Linked DNA regions of Homo sapiens: all the other regions are linked to region 2. Evidence: chromatin loops called from intact Hi-C (ENCODE). Cell type or tissue: heart left ventricle. All regions are shown on one strand. Links, peaks and the distances in the headings refer to the core of each region. The heading gives the core; the rest is flanking DNA. Region 1 overlaps MN1 (MN1 proto-oncogene, transcriptional regulator). Region 2 has its middle 12 kb from the start of CPMER. Region 3 overlaps MN1 (MN1 proto-oncogene, transcriptional regulator).

Evidence for each region. Peaks named below come from ENCODE experiments on the same cell type or tissue, not always from the same donor. Only the 100,000 strongest peaks of a DNase experiment are listed, where the experiment ranks them.
Region 1: a loop joins it to region 2, with 3 times the contacts of the local background. A loop is called at or near these places in 14 of 110 quality-filtered maps.
Region 3: a loop joins it to region 2, with 3 times the contacts of the local background. A loop is called at or near these places in 10 of 110 quality-filtered maps.

The regions. Positions count from the first base shown.
Region 1 is chr22:27,779,582-27,789,803 of GRCh38, reverse strand. The region is part of intron 1 of MN1 (MN1 proto-oncogene, transcriptional regulator); the gene reads left to right. Among named protein-coding and RNA genes, the nearest start is that of MN1, 17 kb to the left of the region's middle. RefSeq lists enhancers at 3,880-4,407, 9,249-9,875. In heart left ventricle, for the core only: no CTCF peak of the experiment used is centred there; DNase peaks (open chromatin) are centred at 7,453 and 9,567; H3K4me3 peaks cover 726 bases; H3K27ac peaks cover 2,505 bases.
Region 2 is chr22:27,721,590-27,731,811 of GRCh38, reverse strand. No RefSeq gene overlaps it. Among named protein-coding and RNA genes, the nearest start is that of CPMER, 12 kb to the right of the region's middle. In heart left ventricle, for the core only: no CTCF peak of the experiment used is centred there; DNase peaks (open chromatin) are centred at 4,633 and 5,001; H3K27ac peaks cover 2,757 bases.
Region 3 is chr22:27,773,704-27,779,106 of GRCh38, reverse strand. All of the region lies in intron 1 of MN1 (MN1 proto-oncogene, transcriptional regulator), which reads left to right. Among named protein-coding and RNA genes, the nearest start is that of MN1, 25 kb to the left of the region's middle. In heart left ventricle, for the core only: no CTCF peak of the experiment used is centred there; a DNase peak (open chromatin) is centred at 2,578; H3K4me3 peaks cover 1,495 bases; H3K27ac peaks cover 1,979 bases.

The DNA of each region.
Region 1 (10,222 bases), core at 4,801-9,800, 55 kb before region 2:
ATGCGTATCTTTTCACGATTTACGCATCATCGTAGGGACCCAAATGCCCTTTAAACATAAGGCAACTGAATCTAGCAGTTTGGAGGTCTTAGAGCATTTGTAATAACATGCTGGCTCTCTGTGAATGTCCCAGAAGGAACATCTTCCATGGAATGGACTTGTCCAAAAAGGGAGAAAAAATTCCCCAATAAACATCCCCATATAAACTCACATTGTTGAGGGAAATCACGTTTTCGTGTTCTCATCTTGAAAGCTCTGAGTCCAGCGAACTCACCTTGCCCTACTTCCCCTGGAGTTTATAGGATCAACTATGTGCCCAGAAGCTTCCATCTTATTCCCATCTTTGATCTCTCTGTGGAAAATCTTGGACTCCCCCAAAATGTTTGCTCCTAGGATTTTGCTCCTTCTGTCTATCTCGGTTTCTTGGGCTACAGTTTGACTTACCTATGCTGGTATTTGGTTTGGGAGATGCAAGGTGTGTTGGGAAATAGTTTAGGGAAACAGGGAGACCCCTTGGCGGAGGCGTATTTGGGACCCATTGCTATAGAAGATCTTTGGAAAGTTGGGGACTTCAAAGATACCCACAAGAGAACCAGGTCTTGTTTTTATCCTGCATGTCTCAAAAACAATCTGCATAGTTACTCAGAAGTATATGGCCATGGTCATGTCTTTGGAGGAAACGTGGACTAACTTTGGTGCTGAGGCACCCTTGCAGCTTTGTTTTTCCTGCTCGCTCTTCGAGCAGCCTGACTCATGAGAACTAAGTGGCCCGTTGATGCATTCAATTGTGAGGATTTAAAAGTAGTTTTTTTCTTCTCAGTGCTGAGAAGAATTTAAAGAGTTTTGGGCATGATGGTTTTGTTTGATCTCAACACTTGGGACAAAAATTTCCCTGGAGTGACACCGTCTGGGGGGGTCTTTCTGATGCCACTCGTTTTGCGTGGTATGACTAGGAGAAATCTCTCTGCGTCAAAGTTGAGGGCCCCAGTGTGCCTGGTCTGGTTTTCTTGGTCCTATTTGGGAACTCCTGGAACGTGAGATGACAGTTAATAAGTGAACCCCTCCACGCATGCGCACATGCGTACACACGTGCGTGCACACACACACGCGTGCACACACACACACATAACTTCTTGCTCATCCAGTCATTCAGGGAAGGATGAGATGTCAAAAAAAAAAAAAAAGATATGACCCTTTTCAGTTACTGTGAAGCAGTGTTTTCAGACGCCCTTGGATCTTGGAACACAAGCATTGTTGAGTGATTGGCAGCGACCACCAGGAGTAAAATACTTCTGAGGGACCATCTTATGATCAGAGAAGGGGTGGGGAAGTCGGCAGAAAACCTAGCCTGCTTTGAAATCCCCAAAGCTCAGTCTTCCAGAGAAAGCAGGGGTTGGTTGAGAATTTGCTGAGAAGTTAGTGGGTTCTTCCTGGTCCCTGTGTGCTGTTTGAAAGCGTCCTTGCAAGTTTTAGGGCCCCGATCCTGATGTGGACACTGTAGGTCCTCATTTCCAAATAAATCAGAAGGCAGAGAGAGAAGCACCTCCAGTGAGGAAGACTAGATGGAAATTGGGGTGCGGCGTATTTTCTCAGGATAGGGGCATGGCAGAGGGACGGATGGGGCAGGGAGAAATGCGTCAACATGAGTTGAAGTGTCGTTTACTGACTCTTGGGGTTCGCGAGTGGAAAATAATTTATAAATGTGGAATTCATTTATAACAACATCACCTGGGCTAGGCTGAGGGTGTATGAATTACTTGGCGGCTGGTGTCGGCCGTCACAAAGGACAGAAGGTTCTTGCCCAAGCTTTCCCTGTGGGGCTCGGGGCTCCCACATCGCTGCACATGCATGGGGGAGGTAGATCCGGAGGACCCAGCCTGAGACTGGATGACCGCATTGTGGGTCTGTTAGCAGTCAGGACCCGTTTCTGTTGAGTTAGTGGCCGAGGCAGGCTCAAGGGGATGAAGACCCAGATGGGCCCTGGGTAGGTCAGGACCCAGACGTGCCTGTGGCCAATTCCTGCAGAGGAGCTGGTCCCTTGAGGCCCAGATCCTTCCATAAAAGAGGGATGATGGGGGTGGGAAAAGGGAGTGACCTTTCCCCTGGTGATCCTGTAAGGTGGCCACTAAGGCTTCCCTCCTAGCAAGACCCTCAGGGATGATCTTGGCTTTCACAGACCTTGTAGGCAGGTCCCAATGCCTTGAAATGCAAGTGTGCCCCATGATGCCCTCCCACACAATATATATATTTTTCCTTTCTCTGAATGGTAGGCAAAAAGGGGACCAAAGTAAGTGACAAATCCAGCAAGAGGAAGATTTCCCTGACTTGAGATAAGCCAAGTGTGGAAAGGAGCTGGAGAAATTAAGAGTCTCTTCTTTCCTCCCTTCCAGGAGACCCCAGGTCCAGCCTTCAGAAGCCCTTAATGCTTTTGCAGTGAGACCTAATTGACTAAAAACAAATTGGCCATTTTCATCCCCTGCAATGTAACTTTTGGCGATTGTTTAGTATTTGAAGGAAGGGAGGCTGCAGATCAAAATTTGGCTTTTTAGAACAGGAGCAATTTCACGATCCTTATGCCATGACTATTTCTAAATTGTCTGGGCAGAAAGCTTTGAATGCCTTTTGCCGGGCTTTGCTTGCGTGCACACACGCACGTGCACGTGCACACATACCACACAGGCCTGAGAAGTCTTAATAAGAAATGAATAAATAATTTTCTCCCCCAAGAAGAAGCTCATGCAAAGTTTTGGCCTCGTTCAGTTTGAAGTAGACGCGTATTGATCTCCATGCGGTCAATTTTTGCCGAATTTGTAATCCTGTTAGGCCTCCGGGAAAGGCATGATTAATTTACTTGTACATTTCACTATTTTGGGTCAGTTTAGTTAATAAGCATTTATTTTGTGCTCAGCGCCTGTGAAGCATTTTGCTGGGATTAGAAGTGTGTGTGTGTGTGTGTGTGTGCGCACGGGCATTAATGGGCCCGGATTGCCTGGCATAGAATAATGGCCACCAGTAGTCTAGGTTCCCACCACCTCCTCAGGACAGGAAGAGGAGGCGAGTGGCGCCTTTCACCATCACTCGTCCAGGAGGAGGGAGAAAAAGCCCAGTCGTTGAGCAAACCCAGCCTCCCAGAACCTTGGAGACGGCCAAAGAACACGGGCTTCCTTCTGGTGCCTTGGTTCTCCGACCCTGAGAGTTTCCCAGCATTAATTCTTAATTGACTGGGAGTTGAGCACTCGTGTGGGCCAGAGGTCTCTGCACATGGGTGGACAGTTGGGAATCTTCAACCTCTTTGCAGTACCTTTTATGCTGCTTCCTTGACACATGGTGGTGGTGGTGGTAGGAGGATGTGTGTGTGTGTGTGTGTGTGTGTTTAACTTTTAAGAAATGCATCGTTTGACTTCCAAAGAAGGAAGAAAAAGTATGCATAAGTCTCGGAAGCTGAGAAAAGGAATAACAAAGCAAAACAGCCCTCAGCTTTGGCCTTTCCTAACACTGAGTCTGTAAAGGGGAGCATGTGTCATTTTGATGGTGCGAGCACTTCAGCCTGGCTTCTTTGGGGGGCCCCCCTCTTCCTCTCTGGGCTCCCCACAGCCTTCCTGTCTCTCTGCCTTCAGAAGATGGGCTAAAATTCCACTCAAAAAACAACCATCAAAATGCCAGGGTTCGGCCATAACAGTTTTTGAGAAATGGTGTTTTCGGCACCCCCCACCATTTGCTTAATTCCTCGCTCATCTCGTCGGTTCCCACCAAGGCCTTGCCTTTGCAGAGTGAGGGCCAGACGGAGTCTTTGCGGCGCTGAGCCAGCCTGAAATGAACTGAAGGCGCTGAGGAAACAGGCATTTGGAGAGATGAGGATACAATTTCTTTTTTTATGTGGGCCCGTTAAAGTCTAATGGACATTGGTGTCTGGCCTTAAATTTGGAGAGGGTCTTTATCTAACCCTTAAAACTGGAGTCGTTTCCGGTAATTACGACACCCCAGGCAAGACCACTAAATCTTCCAGAGGCTTGTCTGGATGGCCGTGGTGGGGCTGGGAGGGGCCATGGGGGGGGGGCACACCTGTTACCTGTATCAGCTATAATTATGACATTTCTAGACTCCTGGTTTTAAAGGAAGAATTTATGGGCTAGGTAAAGCCGGAAGAGAGCAGCCAGAGGCGTTCTGGCTTATGGCAGCGAAGTTGCAAGAGCCCCCACGCTCGGTGCCCATCACGGCCCCTGCATTTCCTTAATGAACTAATTTAGTTCCCCAACATTTGGTATTAAGTAAGTAGTTATTTTGGGAATCGAAGAGAGAAAGAGCTGGAAGACTTTAAAAAAACTTTTTGGAAAAAAGAAAAAGTATTGCATTTTTAAGTTTGAGACGTCTTGGCGTCCAGGCGTAAGATGTGGGGGAGGACTCCTTTGGTGCGACGTGGCCGGACGTGGAGAAGCGGCCGGCCCCATCCCTGCCTGTGTTTTTGCTTCTCGACAGAGGGGGTTTTTCCGTTGTTAGGAACGGCGGAGGCCACAACACCCAGACTCCGAGCAGTTTGTTTGGAAGTATTGTTTAGATTATTCTCGCTTTTCAAATTGAGACAAACTTGGTTTAATGGGAAAATAGCAGTATTACTATCTTGGTGTGTTTGCTTTAGCGTTTAAAAATAGTTTGTTTTCATATCCCAAATTTCATCCTTTCCTTGTTTGCTTGTTTGATGGAAACCCGTGTGTGTGTGTGTGTGTGTGTGTGTGTGTGTGTGTGTGTGGCGGATGCCAGCACGCACATCTATATAGATGCCGGCGATCAAATAGTTGCAATCGTCCAACCAAAAAACGATTGCAATTTTACATCTGGCTAAAGGGACTCATACCATTTGTTTTTAACTTAAACCATCTTGTCCCTTCCTTCGGCATCAGCACACCACTCCCCAACTCCCCCCGACCCACAACCCAGCAGTATTTATTTCTTCCTTAAAAAAAGGAATGCCGGCCTGTTCGCTAAGGTCCCTGTTGGAATAGATTTTCAGAGGTTATGTATTAAATGTGTTTGAGGGCGATTTCAGCCCTCAGCCTGGTTGTCCCAGTACTAATGGTAGCAGGGCCTATTACAGACAGGCAAAGAATATTGTAAATGGCTTATGCAGAAAAACCATTTAGATAAAAATGCAATTTTCCCCTCTGCATAGAGTGCTAAGAATTAATAGCACATTCTTTCTAAATGGGTATTTTTATATTATATTTTCCCCCTAATGAAATTCTTTCCCCAAACAAGAGCATGTTTCATTTTAAACTTTAGAGTAAAATTGATCTGTTTTTAAGCCTGCAAAAACTGGTGTCCTAGTTCTCAGCAGGCCCCTACCTTCCCTCCTCTGCGTCTGAGATTTTTGACATTAGATTGTGTAGCGGATGGTAATGGCGGTTGTGTTTTTTGACAGTCCATCCACATTGAGGCTGAAATAGAGAGAAAGGCTGGGTTTGCCCACATTTTGGGTGGATATGGGGGTGTTTGGCGGTTTCAACAAACAGAGAAACTGGTCCTGAAATCTGAGCCGTGTGCACTCAGGCCTGGCCTGGCCTGGGAGGAGGCTCAGTTCCCTGCTCCCTGGGAGTGCCTGTGATCCCCTAGGTGCATCCCCTGCTCCTGGCTTCTGTATGACTGCAGGGGAGATCCAGGGTCCCCAGTCCTGCTCCCCTTTATACGACTTCTGGGAAAGGGGCTGCTTCCAGCTCCCGAGTACCCTCTGAGGGGCAGTTCTCAGGGGCCGGCTCTCTGCCAAGGCCTCTGTGGCCATTTTGGGAGGAATGGAAATTCAGAACTTCTTAGAAGGCTGACTTCAGGCAGACCAGCAGGAGCCTGCGGCGGCATCATCGTGGAAAGTCTTTGAGAGCTTGTTGCACTGGCCGCCATGGGCCAGTGTCTGCTGACCCAGTTTTCCCTGCCTGGGTGTGTGTACGTGGAGATATTCGGACTCGCCTTGGCAGCTTAGACGTCCAGACTTGACAGTGATAGACCCTGTGACATTGTAGTAGGTGAACATCTAAAACACAAGCTTGTGGTTTTTCACTATCAATATGGCACTGATGTGAAAGTTTAGGTAGAATTCTAGAATGGGAAAGACCTTCTCCTGTTTTTTGTGCCCCTCCCCTACAACATTTTCCAGTTGAGATAACGAAAGCCCAGAGAGGGCAGGCAACTTGGCCAAGGTCACACAGCACAGGCGCAGAGCCAGGACAGGACTATAGTTGACCTTTGGCCTTGGGCTTCCCTTCCTGCCCCTTAATGCCCTCACCTGAGAGCTAGGATTTGATTTTATCTGGCTAAGCCTCGTGCAGACCAGAACTGGGTCTTAAACTAGAGGTTTCCAAGCCTTTTTAAAAAGCACCATGACAGGGCCGGGCACGGTGTCTCAGGCCTGTAATCCCAGCACTTTGGGAAGCTGAGGCAAGTGGATCACCTGAGGTCAGGAGTTCGAGACCAGCATGGCCAACATGGTAAAATCCCATCTCTACTAAAAATACAAAAATGAGTGGGGTGTGGTGGGTGTCTGTAATCCCAGCTACTCAGGAGGCTGAGGCAGGAGAATTGCTTGAACTCTGGAGGTGGAGGTTGCAGTGAGCCAAGATCACACCACTGCACTCCAGCCTGGGCAACAGAGCAAGACTCTGTCTCAAGAAAAAAAAAAAAAAAAGCAGCACGACGTACATCCCCTGGTTGGTGGTTGGTGATGGCAACCCTTGTTCCCTTCCTCTTGTGGAGGTGGACATCGTGCAGGAGAGAATTCTTGACCTTGGGGAAGCCGCAGTAGCACCATAGCCTGTCAGATGGTTGCTGTGGGTTTCAGCCCTGGCGTTTTGATTCTTCCGAGCTGGGTGATCTCAGACAAGCCACTTCACTGCTCCCAGCTTTCTTTCCTCATAGATAAAATTGACAAGAGGAAAAAAAAAGTGTGTACCTCACAGAAATATTGTGAGGACCAAATAGTATGTTTTAGCTAGCATTATAATTATGTGACTAAGGGCACAGGCTTTGAAGCCAGACTACCTGGGTTCAAACCCCAGCAATTCCAGTTCCTGGCTGTGTGTCCTTGGGCAGGTTACTTAATCTTTCTGTTCCTTCATTTCCTCATCGGTGAAAGAGAATAATAATAGTTCCCGCCTCATGGGGCTAGAAGGATTCAGCAAGTTAATATATATATGAGTTGATACTCAGAAGCCTGCTTAACACAGAGAAAGTACTATATGCCAGCACCAGATTTTACTGAGCACTGACTATATACCAGGTGGTTCGTATATAGGGCATCAGTGAACCTAGGAAGTGCATGGTGGCATTGTCGCTATTGTTTGTCCCATCTTAGGGATGAAGAAATGAAAGGCACAGATTGGCTTGCAAGTGGTGCCGGCTGGAGGGGAAACGATGCCAGGCTGTACTTCAGGCACTTAGCCCCGGGCCTGGCACTGGGGACTTGCTCAGTAAATGTCACAATGTCATAGGGCGGGGCCGGGCTGGGACCCACTGCCCCTGCGTCAGCAATTTCAGGCCTCACTATTGGGCCGGTGTGGGGCCGGGGAAGGGAGGGGAGGATTATATGTGCAGACCTTCTCCTTGTTCGGGGCATTCAGACCCTGTGGTCTGGTCACAGCCTGCCACCATCGGGCACGTGTTCCTAGCAGTGGGATGGTAGCGCCAAGGTATTTTTTACCACCCGACAGCTCTCCCTGTGCCCCCCAAGGAATAGTTCCCTGATATGTGTGAGTAATGGTCAGCCTTCTTGTGGAGGGAATCCATGAGATGAGCTGGTCCGCGGCCCCTGATCATTTTGCCAGGAGCCCGAGTCAACCATAAACAGTCTGGGAGCCAGCAATAGAAAAATTAAACCCCTGCGTCTGGCAACTCAGGTGGGGCCTCAGGAACCTGGCAGGCTCGGGCTGAACAGAGATAGCAAGAGCAAGAGAGAGAGAGAGAGAGAGCTTGAGAGTGAATGAGCGTCCCTGCCCCAGGAGATAGTGGGAGGGTTTAGGAGGCAGACAAGCCTGGGATCGAATCCTGGCTCTGCCACTCGTGTGCTGTGTGACTCTGGGCAGGTGATTCACCTCTCTGAGCCTCAGTTTCCTCACCTGTTACATAGGTATAATTCTTGGGACCCTCTCAGAGGGTTGCTGTGGGGCCTGAGCATCTGGACAGGTTGGTGAGAGCATGGGCTTTGGTGTCAGCCAGAAGGTAGCTATTCTGTTCCCATGTGGGACTCTTGGACATGTCCAGTTCCTCTCTGGGCCTCAGTGTCCCTGGCTACAAACTGGGAAGAGTAACACCCTTCCCACAGGGTAGTGGGAATGCTCTTCACCCTGGGGCAATATTGCCCCCCCCAGGGCATACTTGGCAATGTCTAGAGAGATCTTTGGTTGTCGTGGCTGCAGGGAGGAAGAATGCTATGGGTCCCTGATGGGTGGAGGCCAGGGATGCTGTTCAATGTCCTACAATGCACAGGACAGGCCTCACTACTCTCCTTTCCAGGCCCAAATGTGAATAGCGCTAAGATTGAGAAACTCTGAACTACAGTGAGTGATTGAGGTTAGGTTCAAAATAATACTCAGGGCTGGGCATGGTAGCTCATGCTTGTAATCCCAGCACTTTGGGAGGCCAAGGCTGCTGGATCACTTGAGCCCAGGAGTTCGAGACCAGCCTGGGCAACAAGTGAGACCCTGTCTCTACAAAAAACACAAAAAATTAGCTGGCCATGGTGGCGCACACCTGTAGTCCCAGCTACCTGGGAGGCTGAGGTGGGAGGATCATCTGAGCTTGGGAGGTTGAGGCTGCAGTCAGTTGTGATCACGCCACTGCACTCCTGCCTGGGCAACAAAGTGAGACCTTGTCTCAAAGAAAAAAAAAATACTCAAAACTTTCTAGGCAGTATAGTCTATATTCAAGAGGGCTGGCATATTTATTCATTCAACAAACACTCCCAAGCACTTAACCACATGGCGATGCTGTTCTAAGTGGTGGGATGCAGTGGGGAGAAAGACAAATGCCCTGCCTTCATGGAGTTTACATTCTAGGGGAGGGGCCAGAATGACAGACAACAAAGAAGAACGCAGAGAATTAGAAGAGGGGATGTGCGTGAGAGTTCCTAGTCTGGGCCACCAGGAAGGTCTCTGAGAGGCAGTGACAGTGAAGTAGAATCCCTGAGTGATGACGAGGAGCCAGCCACTAGTGTTCTGGTGATTCTACTTTTAAACACCTGGCTCTCTGGGGTAGGGGGAGAGAAAAATAAATGCTCTGATATGCAGCATCTGCTGATTCCCGTGGTGTAAATACTCCTAATTTCAAGCCACCAAAGTGATGTCAGCTGTCAGCCGGATTGCAAAATTCCTGAATATTTAACAATGGGCTCCGGCACCCTGGAGCCAGCTGTATCAAGCTCTGCAGGAAGTGGGTTGGGCAAGGGGACAGTGAGGGCAGGTCCTAAGGCAGGACGGGGAGTGGGCCTATTTTAGGAAAAAGGCATTGCTGGTGAGAGGGGAGAGACAGTTCAGGCAGGCAGGGGCCCGACTGCTCGGGGCTTGTAGGCACGGTCAGATTAGCAGTTTGGAGTCCATTCTAAAGTGTGGCCGGGAGCCAGGGGAGGGTGTGGAGCACAGACAGGCTGGGATCTGACGGCACATAGTAGATGTGCATTGAACGGTGCTTCATCTGAGCCCAAGGTGTCTGAGAAAATGTCTGTTTCCCTTCCCTATGTTCTGGCCCTTTCTGAGATGGCAGAAACTTTCCTTCTGGTTTGGAGCCCCTGGGCCATAGGTTAGGGCAAGTTAGGCTGTCCCCTAGGACAGGGTGCTGGGGTCCTAAGGTAAGGGTTCAGCCTACCACAGGTGGGAGGGCATGGGGCATGTCAGTGGCTCCCTGAGCTGGGCAGGCCACAATTTATGTCCTGGTCCAGGGAGACTCTGTTTCCTCCTTCCCCCAGGCATTGTTCTCCAGGCCTTGCAGAGGTCACCCCGACAGGAAGGCACAGGCCCAGCTGGGGCCAGCCCGAGGAGGTGTGGAGGCCTGGGCCCCTGGGTGACCCAGGCCTGGCGTTCACTTTCTGGCAGCTTTTCTTTTGCATTCCTGCCCAACTCCCTGAGTGGCAAAGGAATCCTAACAAGCTACAGTTATTAAACACCCATCATGCCAAGCCCCATTTTACAGATGAGAAAACTGAGTCCCAGAGAGGCCAAGTGACCTGCCCAGGGGTGCAGTGTGGATT
Region 2 (10,222 bases), core at 2,123-7,122:
ATCTGCTGTGTGCCAGATTCTGTTTCAGGCTTGGGGGATTGATTCACTGGTAGACGGAGCAAAGCCCCTGTCCCATGGGGCTCACGATGGGGAGTGTGGGGCAATGTCTACACCTGTGTCTACGTGGGCCTGGGGGTTTGTGGAAGCATCAAGCCTTGCTACACATGAGGAAGCCAGTGTGGAAGGAGAGCATCTGCCCAGGGTCAGTAGCCAGGATCTGAACCAGTGCTATCCATCCAGAACACTTGTGTTTTCTTAGAATCTTTTCCCCGTGTTGAGTTAAAGGTGGGCATGGGGATGGGATGGTGAAGGGCTCCTGACATGGCCGACTTGAAGATAAGGGAATAGGCCAGGGCGTGAAGGGACCTGCAGCGGGTGCCCACAGCCTGAGTTCTGTGATCCCCAGAGCCTGGCTCCCCCTGGGCTAGAAGAATGCTTTGTGTGACTCCAGAGTATCGGAAGATCCTGGGTTGGAATTCCACTGGACTTTCTGCTCCTTGCGTGGCCTTAGGCAAGCCAGGTGGCTCTGGAGGCCTCAGTTTTGTCAGCTGTATAATGGGCTCCATGGCTCCCACTGAAGGCCTTCCAGAAGGACTGAATTCTCTGATGGGTGTGGAAGGGACCTAGAGCTGCTCAGGCTCCAGAATGAAGTGGCTTTTCTCCCTGGAGCTTGGAGCAGGGATTTCCCCCTTCAGAAAGCATCTGTATCACTCGGGGCTGGGGACATGGGGACACTTAAAAAACCCCAGAGGCCCAGGCCCTTGTCCAGACCCTCTGACTTACCCCACTGGATGTAGACTCTGGAATTAGGTCTTCTAGGCAGGCGGCATATCCCAGGTTGAGAGATTCCCCGACCGCTCAACTGTTCCGTCCTGGAGCCTGATGACCTCTTGTGCTGGGGAGGTGGAGAGGTGGCCAGGCCAGTGTCACATGGGGGTGGGGGATCAAGGGCTGTGAGCTGTGAGCTCAGATGTGGTTGGGCTGGGCTTCTTGCCATTTCAAGGCAGGTTGGCCACATCATTTGCAGGCCTTGGTACGAAATAAAAACACAGGCTTTTTGGATTACATTTGTCATGGGTCACTTTCAGAGGCTGAGGCAGGAGGATCGCTTAAGGGCAGGTGTTCAAGACCAGCCTGGGCAACACAGCAACACTCCATCCCTACAAATAATAGAATAGAAAAATTAGCTGCACGTGGCGGCGTGCACCTGTAGTCCCAGCTACTTGGGAGGTTGAGACAAGAGGATGGCTTGAGGCCAGGAGTGGAGGCTGCAGTGAGCTATGATTGTGCCACATCACTCCAGTCTGGGCGACAAAGTGAGACCTTTTCTCTAAGAAAAACAAATAAAAAATTCCAGGCCCCTTGTTCAAAAAGCAGAGAAAAATGGCATTAAGAAATGTACTAAAATATAAAGACTTTTTCCTTTCTTCCGTAGTCTCTCTCTCTTGCCTTGTCATGGCATTTTTTATTTGCTATTTAATATCCTTCTAAGTAAAGAAAAATTAAACTTTTATAAGTTATTAGCATGAATTTTACCACTCATCTTTATATTATACAATGCCTGTTTTAAGCGCAAATATTAGAGCATTTAACTTGTAAGCGGAATCACTGAAATGACAAAATTCATATTTATAGCTTGCACACACACAGGCATTTCATTATTACCAGAATGGCAGAAACGCTGCTCAAAACTAACTCAACTGTTATTATTATTATTATTACTATTATTATTGTTATTGTTATTTTGAGACATTGCCTTGGTCTGTCACCCCAGCTGGAGTATAGTGGTGCTATCCTAGCTCACTGCCGCCTTAAACTCCTGGGCTCAAGAGATCCTCCTGCCTCAGCCTCCTGAGTAGCTACGACTATGGGCACACGCTACCCTACCTGGGCTAAATTTTTAAATTTTTTGTTCAGGTGGGTGTCTTGCTATGTTGCCCAGACCAGTCTCAAACTCCTGGCCTCAAGTGATCCTCCTGCCTTGACCTCCCAAAGTGCTGGGATTACAGGTGTGAGCCACTGAGCCTGACCAAATCAACTGTTTTTATTTCACTTCTTGCCACATGCATACTGTACTAACACTCTCTACTTTTGGCTTACTGAAGAGTGAGGAAAGGCTGAAAGAAGGAACTGTGGGTTGCTCTGTCTTCCTCTTCCCTTCATTCTTTTCCTGCAGAAGTAAACATGAGTCCTTTAAGTAAACATTGGTCCTTTGTGTGTCTTAGAACATCATTGCCTCTTTCTGCCTTCAGGGTAAGGAAAAGTGCATGGAGAGTGGGGCCTTCTGGGGACGTCACCACTCCCACCTAGTCTTAGACACAGCCGGCTTATGACTGCCCCCGTCACACACTCATGAAGCTGGCCCTGCACCAGGGGTGCTACTTCCCATACAGATGGGGAAACAGACTCAGAAAGGGACAGACTCAGATGAGATCAGAGATGGCCAAACTAGGACCTCCCTGAACCTCAGTTTTCTCCTGATTGGATTGGAAATAAGATTTGCGTCATGGGGAAGGGGTATTGGTGAAGGCAGAGGTGGGGTTAAGCTCATTTCCCCTGCCTTCTACAGTTCAAGCATTTGCTTATTTATTCATTCAACAAACATTAGCTGACCACCACCTCCTGCGTGCTGGGCAAGGCGAACCTGATCCCACTCCTTGAGGAACTTCTAGTTTGGTGGATGGGATTCTCTATTCCTAGCCTAAGTGCACTGATTGGAAACTTTCAGACCCTGAGACAAACGTCAGGACTATGGTTGTCCTGTAAGTGGCCAGAGGGTTGGGCATTAGTGCTAGCGCCTGACTGAAGTGCCATGGAGATGGCTGCAAATTTGCTGGGAGTTTCAACAGCTGGAGAAAGGGCATTTCTGGAAGAGGTTGCAGCCTGGGCAAAGGGCAGCTGAAAGAGTTTCAGCAGAAACTACCAAAGCCTGGAACCTTGAGGACTAGGTGAAGGCAAAGATGGAGGTTTAAGCCAGAGTCTCTCAAAGCATTGCTCAAGGGTCATGTGACTCCAAATTCTATCCCCCCAGTTCTTTGGCCCAGGCCCCCAGCCACGATTTCGACTTGGAACTTGGCTCTCTGCATGAAGCTGAAGGAATTCCTCACAGCCCTGCTGATGGCCTAGATGTCTCAGGTTTCTTTTCTTTCCTTTCCTTTCCTTTCCTTTCCTTTCCTTTCCTTTCCTTTCCTTTCCTTTCCTTTCCTTTTCTTTCTTTCTTTCTTTCTTTCTTTCTTTCTTTCTTTCTTTCTTTCTTTCTTTCTTTCTTTCTTTCTCTCTTTCTCTTTCTTTCTCCTTCCTTACTTCCTTTCTTTCTTCTTTTTCTTTTTTCTTTCTTTCTCTTTTTCTGTTTTTCTTTCTTTTCTTTTCTCTTTTTCTTTTCTTTTTCTTCTTTCTTTCTCTCTTTCTTTCTCTCTCTCTCTTTCTTTCTCTCTCTCTCTCTGTCTCCCTCCCTTTTTCTCTTTCTTTCTTTCTTTCTCTCCACCTCTCTCTCTCTTTCTCTCTTTCCCTCTCTTCCTCTCTCTGTCTCCTTCTTTCTCCCACCCTCCCTCCCTCCCTTCTCTCTCTCTCCTAGCCTGGGGCCTAGAAGTCCCTCTGCTGAATCCCTGCATGAAAATAGCAGCTGCCTTGTTTATCCCACTGACTATATGTCCAGTAGTGTGCCAAGCCCGTGTATCTTTTCTACAAATCCTTACCCAACCCTATTGTTTTAGAGATGAGGAAACAGAGCTCAGGGAGCTGAAGTTACAACCCCAGGATCATTGTGAATGGGGGAGCTGGGCTTAAGTCCACGCCATTTGAAGCTCACCTGTGGGCCCTGAACCTCATGTTTAGGCCCGCATGCTCAAGTTTCCCTGCTCTTTCATTCATCTGCCTCCATTTCATTCATTTTATTCATCTGCCTCCATTACCTTCCCCCCTGCTTATGAACTCCTAAACATCCTTCAGAACCCTGCTCAAATGCCTCTTTGTTTTTTCAAGCACCCAACAAGGAACATTTCATTTCTCCCTCCTACAAATATTTGAGCACCTTCATATTCTAGGCATCGTGGTAGACCCTGGGGAAACACTGATGAATACACTGACTTGTTGCCACCAATTGACAAGGAAACACAAACCAGTACATTGTTATTAATTGTAAAAACAGTTATGAAGGACACGAACTGTGTGCTTTAATAAAGAATGATGGGGTGGGACTACTATGTAGTGGGTGATCAGAGAAGGTCTTTGGAAGAGGAAGGATTTGAGAACTCCTTCCAGGCAGAGGAAGCCAAGTGCAAAGGCCTAGAGGTAGGGAGAGTTTGATGTGTGTGAAGAAACAACAAGTTGGCCAGTGTGACTGGAGCACAAGGAGAAAAGAAAGACTGGTAGGAGGTGGATCAATGAAGCAGGCAAGCCTCCCTTAGCATAGTTCCCTAAGGCACTGAAGTTTAAAGGTATCTGCCTCCTTCCTGGGGCAGAGGGATCAGATCAAATCCTAGTGGTGTCGCCAGGGCAGGGCCTGACACCCAGGAGGTGTGCAGCTGAGATGGCTTGAAGCAGGGTCGGCCAGCAGGTGGTAGACAGCTCCGCCCCCTCCCTCCTTTCTTCCTTTCAAGAAAGAGGCCGGGCCCTTCCCGCATGGCTGGCTCCCCTGGGCCACCCTAAGGAACACCATAAGTCAGCTTGGTGGGGGGTGGACAACAGGGGCGCTGCTGAAGGACCCGGGAGGAGCCAGGGCGGTGCTCTTGTGGGAGTCACGCACCATCTGCAACTTGTTTTCCTGTGTCATTTGCATTTTCTCTGAAATTATTTTTTTAAGGATCCAGCCAAATGCACTGTCACGCAGGCTGCAGATTTAAAAGAGTGTGGGGGGTTGGGGGAGAGCAATAGGCACTGGGTGTGGCCCTTCCTGGCGTCTAGCTTCCCTGAACTCACTCTCCAACCCCCTCCCAGCCAGAGGCCACTGGGGCTGGGCTCTTGTTGTGGAATGGATAAGAGTCGTGAGTCATGCACAACTAGGGCTACAGGGGCATCCCCTGTGCCTGGCTCCATGTTCAGAAAGAGCCATTCAGACTTCACAAGAGTCCTGTGCAAGAGGAAAGCCCATTATCTGCCCTGCTAGGGACACCGAGGCTCAGAGCCTGCTCACAGCAAGCAGAGGGCTGGAACTTCCAGCACACTTGCAGGGTAACTCCTATTCTCACGTTAAGGGTGGACGGATCTGTCAGATGGAATACAGGACTGCCAGATTCACAGGCTATTGTCTCTCTGCTTAGGACAGGAAGGGTTCCCAGAGGTCCTTGAGCACAACCAACTATTGTATAGCCAAGGAAACTAAGTCTTTCAAATAGACGGGAAGGGGTGGGGTCAGGGTTTGAACTAAGAATGTCTGCTTCAGAGAAGGATGAGTTATATAACTTCAGCCATAAAACAGGCACGTCCCCTACAAATGTGGGGCTGGCTCTGCTCAGAGAGGATCGTGGGGGAGGTAGACTTCTGTGTGGAGCCCCTCCCTGGTACATCATGCATGCCAGTGCGTCCTGAAGGGCTGGGTGCATTCCCCTTAGTGGGACGTGAGATAAATAATTTTGAATTCCCCATTGAGACAGCTATTTCCTCCCAATTCCTCTCATGGCATCAGGGAAAGACTCCTGTTGGTGCTGATACCTCTTTTACACCTGTCTCCAACTCATGCTTGTCTCCCTTTTTGACAAAGAAGTCCAGAGCCTTCTACGGGCAATGCTGTCCAGCTAGGATAGAGTGGAGTTTTGTCGAGGAGCCATTTGAGCTGAACCCTGAAAGGTCACTGGGAGCTTGAGAGGCAACTGGGAAGAATATTCTGTGTGGCGGGAACAGCTGGTGTATAGTACTGGAAACATAGGGAAGCGTGGCACATTTTGTAGAAAGGGGAACCACTTGATGTGACTGTAGGTGTGAGTGATAAGGCAGAAAGGGGCACAAGGGGAAAGTCCCCTGATGCCACGTGAAAGCGCCTGGGCTTTACTCTATGGATGATGGAATGGCTTTGAGCAGAAGCAAGGGTTTTGGAGGGAGTGACACTAGAGGCAGCTAGGCAGTTACAGGATTCTATCAGTACTCCAGGCTAAAGATGATGGTGATCTGCAGGAGGACAGTGGTTGTGGTGATGAAGTCATCAGACCTGGCCTAACCACTAAGTTTTGCATAATGGTAATAGTGATGATGATGGTAACCATATGGTGAAGAAAATAGTGATGACGATGGTGGTGATAATGGTGGTGGTGATGGTGATGATTTTAATGATGATGATGGTGATGGTGCTGATGAAGGTGATGATGATGGTGGTAACAATATAATAATAGTACCAACTGACATTTACTTTTGCATTCTTCACCTCAATGTCATTATGAGACCACTTTCCCGTGGGATTGACACCACTTTAATCCCCATTTTTCACATGAGGAAACTGAGGCTTGCCTATGGCCACCTGGCTACAGAGTGGCAGAGTGGGGCTGGGGTGCCAGGTTGGCCTGGCCTGACTTCTGAGCACTGAGCTCTGGACTCCATGCATCCTGTTTCCAGCCAGCAGCTGGGAAGGGCTGTACCCTAGCCTTCCCCTGTGCCCAGGGTGCTGAGATGTCAGGTTTCTCTCTTCCTAGGCCCTTGTCCTGCTCTGACCCTATGGGCTAAGCCTTTGAAGGCTCTGGTTGCACTTTCGGCTGGGGGCTTGTCATCCCCTTCGCATCAGTAGCTGTGCTCTGGTCCCAAGCAGGAGGGAGGGAAACCTTTCCACAGCCCACAGCCCTTTCATGCCAAACCCTGGCCTGAGTGAGATGAGTGTGGAGGAATTTGGTCATGTGGATCTAATTTCTCTTGAAATATGCAGCAAATGGTGCTGGACAAAGGCAGGCTGCATTGGCTGGACCTGAAATATGTAGGTGACTGCTTCTGAGATGTTTGACAACTCCAAGACTCAGCTGAATGGGCCTGCAGTACCGGGCTGTGGCAACTGGTCCGGGAGGGAGCAACTGAATGCCATAGCTCATTCCATATGTGTGCCAAGGACACATGGACAGAGACCAAGATGCAGGGAAATTGGGCCAGGCTGGGTGACGTGCAGAGCAGGGCTGCGTAGGCAAAAGGGACCCTTCCAAATGGCACAGCATCACATAGTGTCAAGAGTGAAGTTTAGAAGTTATTTTTACATTTTCCTACTTCGTGTGACCTGAGTCTCTTGACCTGGCTGAGCCTTAAGGGTTTCTACTGTCAAATGGGGAAAGCAGATTTGGAGGGAATGGAACAGAGCCAAACTGAAGTAGGAGGCAGAACTCAACTCCAGAGGTGGGGCTCAGACACTGGACCAAATTGAAGACTAGCTAAAACAGGGCCAGGATGGAAGCAGCTTTCCACAAGACTCCCCTCACCCACCAGTGTGCCATCTCAGTTTACCATTGCCATGGCAACACCTAGAAGTTATGCCCCTTTCCATGACAACAACCCAACGACTCAGAAGTTACCATCCTTTTCCTAGAAATTTCTGCATAAACTGCTCCTTAATTTGCATGTAATGAGAAGTGGGTATAAATATGACTGTAGGACTGTCTCTGAGCTGCTACTCTGGGCACACTGCCTATGGGGTAGCCCTGCTTTGCAAAGAGCAGTACCTCTGCTGCTGCACACTGACACTTCAATTAAAGCTGCTGTTTACCACCACTGGCTTGTGCTTGAATTCTTTCCTAGGCAAAGGGAAGAACCCTCCCAGGCTAAGCCCAAATTTTGGGGCTCACCTGTTCTGCATCAAAAGCAGGCCTTTTTGTTTCATCTACACAGAATATACCCCCACCAATCCCACAACCGTCCTTTCCTTCCAGGCATCTGTTCTTCCTCTTCTCAATAAGTGCTTCTGCTGGGGGCTGCCAATCATACTATCCCACTCTCTGACTGCTGTGACTGGGCTAAAGATGGTCATGTGACTCTTAGTGGGCCAATCGGAGCTCTTCTCTGGGATTTTTGCCCTTGGGCTGGATGAAGGCAGCCCCTTTTCCTCCATGAAGATGAGTCCTGAGCTGTCTGTGGCTGTGTCCCCCACTCTGTGAAGATAAGGAAAAAAGAAAGTGACCAGTAAAAAGAGAGGCAGATGAAGTCAAAGGCAATGTCTAGATGAGGTTGGCATCCTGGGAGCCTGTCTCACACCTGTCCTTCTCACAGAATTTTTGGTAACAAGAGCTAAGAACAACTCCTGTTTTGCTTAAACTAACTGGATTTGTGTTTCTGTCTCATACAACTAAAACCATATTGATAAATGCAAGCCTTTCCTGGCTTCCAAGGTGCTGTGTGGTTCATTACCCTTGTTGTTCCTCAGAGCCACTCTTGAGATGGGTATTCCTATTTACAGATGTCAATAATCATAATCATGTCAATTTCCCAAGAACTCAATGCTGTGCCAGCTACTGAGCTGAGCTTCTCTTAGAAATTATTATACTGAATCCTACAGTGCCCCTGGAGGTAGTGTTTATTATTTTCTCCATTTTGCAGATACGGGAATAGAGGTGCAGAGGGTCAAGGGGCTTACTCCAGGTCACACAGCTGACAAATGACAGAGCTAGAATTTAAACTCAGGTCCAGTTTTCAACCTCCATGTTACTAGTCTGTGCAGGTGGTATTGATGATGAAGAGCAAAGATTTATTGAGCACCTACAGGGTGGCAATCACTTCAAACATGTTGTCTCTTTTAGTTCTCATGATGGTCCTATGAGGTAGACACTATTTTTATTCCCATTTGGCAGATGAATACGTAGAGGCTTAGGGAGGTTGAGTGACTTACCAAATACCAAGTGGCTAGAAAATGGCAGAGCCACAATGACTGTGTTATTTCAAAGCTGGTGCACAGAAATTCTACTTTGTAGGCTCTGTGGTGTTAAACTGATTGGAAAAGTCCTCAATTTCTCTTTACCCACTCCTTCTCTTATCTATGCCCCTTTATGATGTGGCTTTGCAGCTCCTTCCATCAAAAGATGGAATCTATTCCCCATGTCTTGACTCTGGATGTCTTAATTAGCCCAGGCTGCCAGAACAAAGTACCATAGACTGGGTGGCTTAAATAACAGAAATTTATTTTCTCATAGTTTTGGAGCCTGGAAGTCTGAGATCAGCGTGCCAAGCATGGTTGGATGCTGGTGAGGGATCTCTTCCTAGTTTGCAGACAGCCACCTTCTTACTGTGTCCTCATGTGGTAGAGAGAGGGAGAGATCTCTCTGTTAATTTTCTTATAAGGCCACAGTCTGATTGGATTAGGGCCCCTCCCTTATGACTCTGTTTACCCTTAATCACCTCTTAAAGACCTTGTCTCCAGATATAGTCACATTGGAGGTTAGGGCATCATATATGAATTTTGGAGGGAAGCAATTTAGTCCATAGCACTGGACTTGTGTTAGCCAGTAGAGTGTGGCAGAAATGGCATTGTGCTACCAAGTAGGGCCTAAAGGAAATTTTCAGTTTCTATTCCTTCTCAAAACCTGCATCTGCCATGAAAATAAGCCTGGGGTAACATGATGGAGGATGAGAGCCAAGCTGTCCTAGTTGAGGCCAGCCTTGACCCACCTGGTAGCTGACTGCAGATATAGGAGTGAGCCCAGTCATGACCAGAAGAACAGCCATACTGAGCTCAGCCCAACTGCAGATCAGCAGAATTGTGAGCTAAATATGTTTCTTGTTTTAAGCCAGCAAGTTTTGATATAGTTTGTTGCATAGCAAAATCTAATGGATACAGAGACGTTCTTGTGAGTGAATCCAACTGAGGTTGTTTCTTTTTTTTATTGAGATGGAGTCTCCCTCTGTCGCCAGGCTGGAGTGCAGTGGCGCGATCTCAGTTCACTGCAATCTCCGCCTCCTGGGTTCAAGCAATTCTCCTGCCTCAGCCTCCCAAGTAGCTGGGATTACAGGTGCCCGCCACCATGCCTGGCTGATTTTTGTATTTTTAGTAGAGACGGGGTTTCACCATGTTGGCCAGGATGGTCTCAACCTCTTGACCTCATGATCCACTCGCCTTGGCCTCAGAAGTGCTAGGATTACAGGTGTGAGCCACCATGCCCAGCCCAATCGGGGTTGTTTCTAAGAAATTTTGGGGCATGGAGTCAAGCCAAGGGGAAGTGAGAAGGGGTAGGGGCTTAGGTTGGAAAGCTGGAGAATATATTTTTAATGTATCAAGCTGGGAAAAGGCATTTAGGAAGAGATAGAAATCGAGACAGTATGAGTCTGTATT
Region 3 (5,403 bases), core at 404-5,403, 49 kb before region 2:
GAGGTGTAGGAGGGGTGATGAGGATTTCCTGCAGAGGGACCGGGATGGACCCAGATGGGGCTGGTTCGGGGTCAGGGATCTTCACCCCCATCTCTGCAGGGGTGGGTAGGGAAGGAAGGGATGCCCCTGTATGGGAATTCCTTGTCCCAGCCCCGCCCACCTCATTTCTTCCTCCCTTATCCTTGAGAACACTGGTCTTAGCCAGCTTCTGCTTTCGTAGGTTGCATTTGCCTGGGCCGCTGTGGTCTGGGCTTCAGCCACTGTCCTACCCGAGTGAGGCTTGTTACAGACATCAGGGCCCACCTGACTGTGGTGGGCTACACGAGGATGCTCACATTTCCTCCATTAGTCACCTGATGGCTAGGCATTGGAGTCAGATTTTACGTCCCAGACCTCGGGGAGGAGGACAGTGCAGGAAGCCAGGCCTGTGGCCTTCCACTGGACTGATCTCCTTACTGCCCCGGGCCTCAGTTTCCTCATCTGTCTTTTGGGTTAAACGGGGTCGTGGCGAGGATTAAGACAGATAATGAAAAGCACTCCGCCCAGCGTCTGGCACATTGCAGACGTCACTAAGCCTTGGCATAAATACAGATGCTTCTCCTCCTGCACAGGAAGCATCGGGAACCTGTGAGGGGAGGGGGATGACACGTTGCATGAAGTGGAGAGGAGTGGGCGTCCCCCTGTGGGATGGCTCATTCTCCAGTGGGCAGTGAGAGATTTGCCTGCGGAATTTAGGAGGGTGGTCTTGGGTGCCGTTCAGGAAAGAGAAAGTGGCCGCGGCAGCTGGCAGAAATTCCCTCAACGGCTAGATGTGTTACAACGCCAACCAGTGAGAAAATGAATCTGAGACAAAAATTGTGCATTTTCTGGAACTCCTTAGAGTTTTAAATACCCTGGCCCCATATACCCACTTCTTAGATTCCCTGTTTGTGTAGGGCTGGAAAAATCAGTCCCTCGTTAGTGTTGGGAAACTCCTCAAAATCACGGCAACAATGCTAATAATATTTAAGAGCGCATTAATCACACCTTCTACTCTGCATATATATGGTGACGGGTTCTCCACGGGCAGTTACCAGACAAACCATGTGTAGCCCTTAAAAGCTGTGCCTGGTGGGTAGGAATCCCTGGTAGCTGTTCCCACTGCTTTGTCATCAGCCTGGGTCACTGACTCAGGATAAAAATGATGTACCCTGTAGAATTTTTCTTTTCTTTCTTTCTTTTTTTTTTTTGGAGATGCAGTCTCACTTGTGTGGCCCAGGCTGGAGTGCAGTGGCGTGATCTCGGCTCATTGCATCCTCCGCCTTCTGGGTTCAAGCGGTTCTCTTGCCTCAGCCTCCCTGGTAGCTAGCATTACAGGCATGCGCCACCACGCCCAGCTAATATTTTGTGTGTGTGTGTGTGTGTATTTTTAGTAGAGACACGGTTTCACCATGTTGGCCAGGCTGGTCTTGAACTCCTGACCTCAAGTGATCTGCCCACCTTGGCCTTCCAAAGTGCTGGGATTACAGGCATGAGCCACAGTGCTGGGCTGGACTTTTATTTTTTTTTTCTCTCTCTCTTTTTTTTTTTTTTTAGAAACAAGGTCTAGCTCTGTCACTTAGGCTGGAGTGCAGGGGCACCATCATAGCTCACTGCAGCCTCCAACTCCTGGGCTCACGCGATCCTCCCACCTCAGCCTCCAGGGTATCTAGGACTACAGGTGTGTGCCACCACACCTGGCTAATGTTTTATGTTTTCATAGAGATGGGGTCTTGCTGTGTTGCCCAGGCTGCTCTTGAACTCCTGGTCTCAAACGATCCTCCCTCCTCAGCCTCCCAAAGTGCTAGGATTACAGGCGTGAGATGCTGCACCCAGCCAGAACTTTTCTTCTTGCTTGCGTCTCTCTCCAAATCCACGCTATGGTGAGCAAACCCATTTGACCGGAGGTTTCATCTCGATTTTGCTTTCGGAAGAAATCTCTTGTGATTGTCTGCCTCAAGTGTTCATTTAGGGTTTAATCAAATAAAGGTGGGGCGGTAAAGGGATTGTAGGGAGCAAAATCCTATTTGTAGAGAGTGGGGAATACCCATGCCCTCCCTTGCGTTTTAAAGACCAAGGCAAAAACTTTTTGCATGCCAGTTCCTGGGGGACAGAAAAATCTCTCAGGCTTTGGTTCCCCAGGTGTTTGCTCTGTCTCCCTCTCCCCCACCGGCTCCCCCTCCTCTCCTTTTTCTTCTCTCCCTTTCATTTCTGGAACAATCGTCCTGGCCAGTTCCTTTGGGCTCTTCCACATTCTTTGCCAAAAACAAAAACCATTCTTAACCCCAGATGACCAGGCCTGCAGTCGTTTTGTCTGGTATGTGGCGTCCGCCCGAGTTGGGGCGGGTGAGGGGGGGCATGTATGCTTCCAATTTATATTCCAGCATGCCAGCTTCAAGGCGAGATGGGGCTAGGGGAGGAAAAAAAAAACCTCAAAAAGTGGGGAGGCCAGAACCACTGAATTTCAAGAGAGGAGAAAGAGGGAGAGGGTGGGGGAAAAACAGCCAAGCCGAGGTGACCGGCAGATTCTAGGTCAGGCCAGGCCCGCCCTTTCAGAGCCACCCCCCAGCCTCCGCCCTTCTTAGCCCTGTGGTAGACTTTGGATTGTGCTCTGTATTCTATTTGATTATTATTATTTTTTAATGAGGTCAGACTGAAAATCCATCTGCCTGGGCCTGCCTGCCTAGGTTTGAAGGCAATTAAACTGGAGACTAACCTCTTAATTAGGGTTTCCCTGTGTAAATCTCATTTGATAAATTCCTTATCAGCCTTGGCTTTAACTACAGCGCGTCCTCGAGACGGGATTGAGCTCCCCCTGGGACCTCTAAGTGAATCCCCCAAGAGAGCCTGCCCCACTGCAAACTCTTCTAGCCAGAGCCTCCCCCAGGAAGAGCCGGGAGAGAGGCCCCTTTCAGGGTTAATTAATCAGAAAATTTAGTGGTGCCCGGTGATTCCGGAGGACTTGTCTGCCACCTTTGAATTCTCCCATCTCCCCTTCTGCCTCCCTTCTAGGTCTTAAAAAATTTTTTTTGGGTGAACTGAACTCCGCTAAAGGAAATTTGCAGCCCCCACTGCTTCCTTGTGGCTCCCCCTCCCTTCTGCCCAACTTGTTTGTCTGTGTGGATGGTTAGATTTTTTTTCCTTCCCTTTTTTAAATGCAAGTGCGGCTGGGAGTAGAAATGTCAGGGGTCAGGCTTCAGGCGGCAGGGAGCAGAGGGGCAGCCTCAGCTGCTGTCGGTGCCATTCCATTCGGGGAGAGAGCGGAGCTGAGCTTAACCCTTTGGGGCCCAGGCCCTGCCTCTGGGTTCAAGGATACTGGGCACTTCTTTCCCCTCTCTTCATTAGAGTCGGAGGGGACTCTGGCACCTGGACTCCTTTTTCAGGATTTTAAGCTACAAATCACATCTGGGGTGGGACAGGGCAGTCATAGCAGCATCACCTAGGAGAGTGTGAAGCGGGAGTTTTGGTTCCATCAGCACGTCCTGAGCACCTGTGGGTGTGTTCCGGACCAGGAGCAAGATGCCACTCATATGCATGTGGTCACACAGGGCAGGCTGGGCCACGGCGGTATGCACTGCTATAACCTCGTCAGCATCCCAGGAGATAGCCCCATTTACAGATGGGGAAAACGAGGCCTCGAAGGGGTGGTGATGTGCTGAGTTCCCCAGCTGCTAATAGGTTGGAGTGGACGCGAGGCCCATCTTTCCCAGTTCTGAACCCTCGATTCCTGCGTACCAAGAACCCCTGGCCACTCCCACCCTCTGGAGTCTGGTCAGAGAAGAAGCCTGACTCACATACAGTGTTTGGATTCCTTCCATCATTCTGTAGCCATCGAAAGGGCGGGGGGCCAGGTTGGAGGGTGGAGCATGTGCCATGTCACCCACAGCACCCTCCAGCCGCTGTGAAGCAGCTACCGCTGTGGACCCATTTTATAGATGAGGAGGGCGAGGTACAGAGAAAGAAGGGACCTGCCTGAGAGCACAGCCGACATATGGCAAAGCCTGATGTATCCCCCATTCTTTCTGCCCACTGGGTCTGACTGCTCCTCAGCATGAGACATCACCAGCCCCTGGAAGCAGGAACAAGAGCACAGAACTGGGGCCTCCCACCTACCGGCTCCCCATCACCTGTGGAGTTGCCCAGGGGCTATGCAAGCTGGATGGTCTGTGATATGGGGGGCTCAGGAGGGGGTATAGCTGGCCTGGGTATTGTCAGGGTGACAGGGGGTCTAGTCTGCCAGTGGCTTAGGTTGGTACCTGGCAGAGCTGCCCCTGGCACACAGGGCCCTTATGGAATTGTCACGACTGTTGCTATGTCTAAGCCTCAGTTTCCTCATCTGTGAAATGAGGATGATGGCAGTGTCAACCCCCTGGGGTTCTGCGGGCACGAAACCCGTTCATGCGCAGAAAGACTCACCAGCAATGACCTGCACCTGGGAAACTTCAGTGCACATTAATTGGTATTATTATCATTTATTCCTAATATTGGAGGAAAAAAATGTAGGTACCAAGGAAGTCTCTGAGGGAAGAAACCCCATGTGATAATCAACACCTCCGTGGATAGCCAGGAGGGTGGGGGTTCCCAGTGGGAGCTGAAAGCAGGAGGCCCTGCCCTAGTCTGACCCGTGGGGTGGACCTCCGACCTGGGGCTGTGTGGCCCTGGGCAAGTTGCTTCACCTCTCTGTGCTCCCTCTGGTGGGGAGGAAATGCCAGCTTCTTCAGTTGGTGGGATGAGCGTGGACCTCAAGTCTTCAGGGCGAGGGGAGGGAGATTTGCTTCATGGCTCTGCCTTTAACTGGGCAGTGGCCTTAGAATCTATCTTGCTGGCCAGGCCTCTGTTGCCCTGTCTGGAATATCCCCGTTCACGACGGTGAAGTATAGAGGAAGCGATCTGCCCAGACGTGTTTTGCATTCTCCCAGAGAGCTCTTTAGACCTCAGGGATTATTATTAGAATAATGGAAAGTGGGATCATTTCTCTGCAGAGTTGGGGGGAATCTGGGCACACGGGAGGTGAAGCATTTGGCAGCTGCAGGTTTGTCCAGGGGGCCGTTTGCTCTGTGTCTGCCCCTGAGCCCCTACCACTGAGAGGGCACCGTGGGGGTGGCGAGAGATACTCATGTACATCAAAGGATCAAGGCCGGGCGCGGTGGCTCACGCCTGTAATCCCAACACTTTGGGAGGCAAGGCAGGTGGATCACCTGAGTTCAGGAGTTTGAGACCAGCCTGTCCAACATGGCGAAACTCAGTCTCTACTAAAAATACAAAAATTAGCTGGGCATGGTGGCGTGTGTCTGTGCCTCAGTATTCGGGAGGCTGAGGCAGGAGAACTGCTTGAACCCGGGAGGCAGAGGTTGCAGTGAGCTGAGATTGTGCCACTGCACTCCA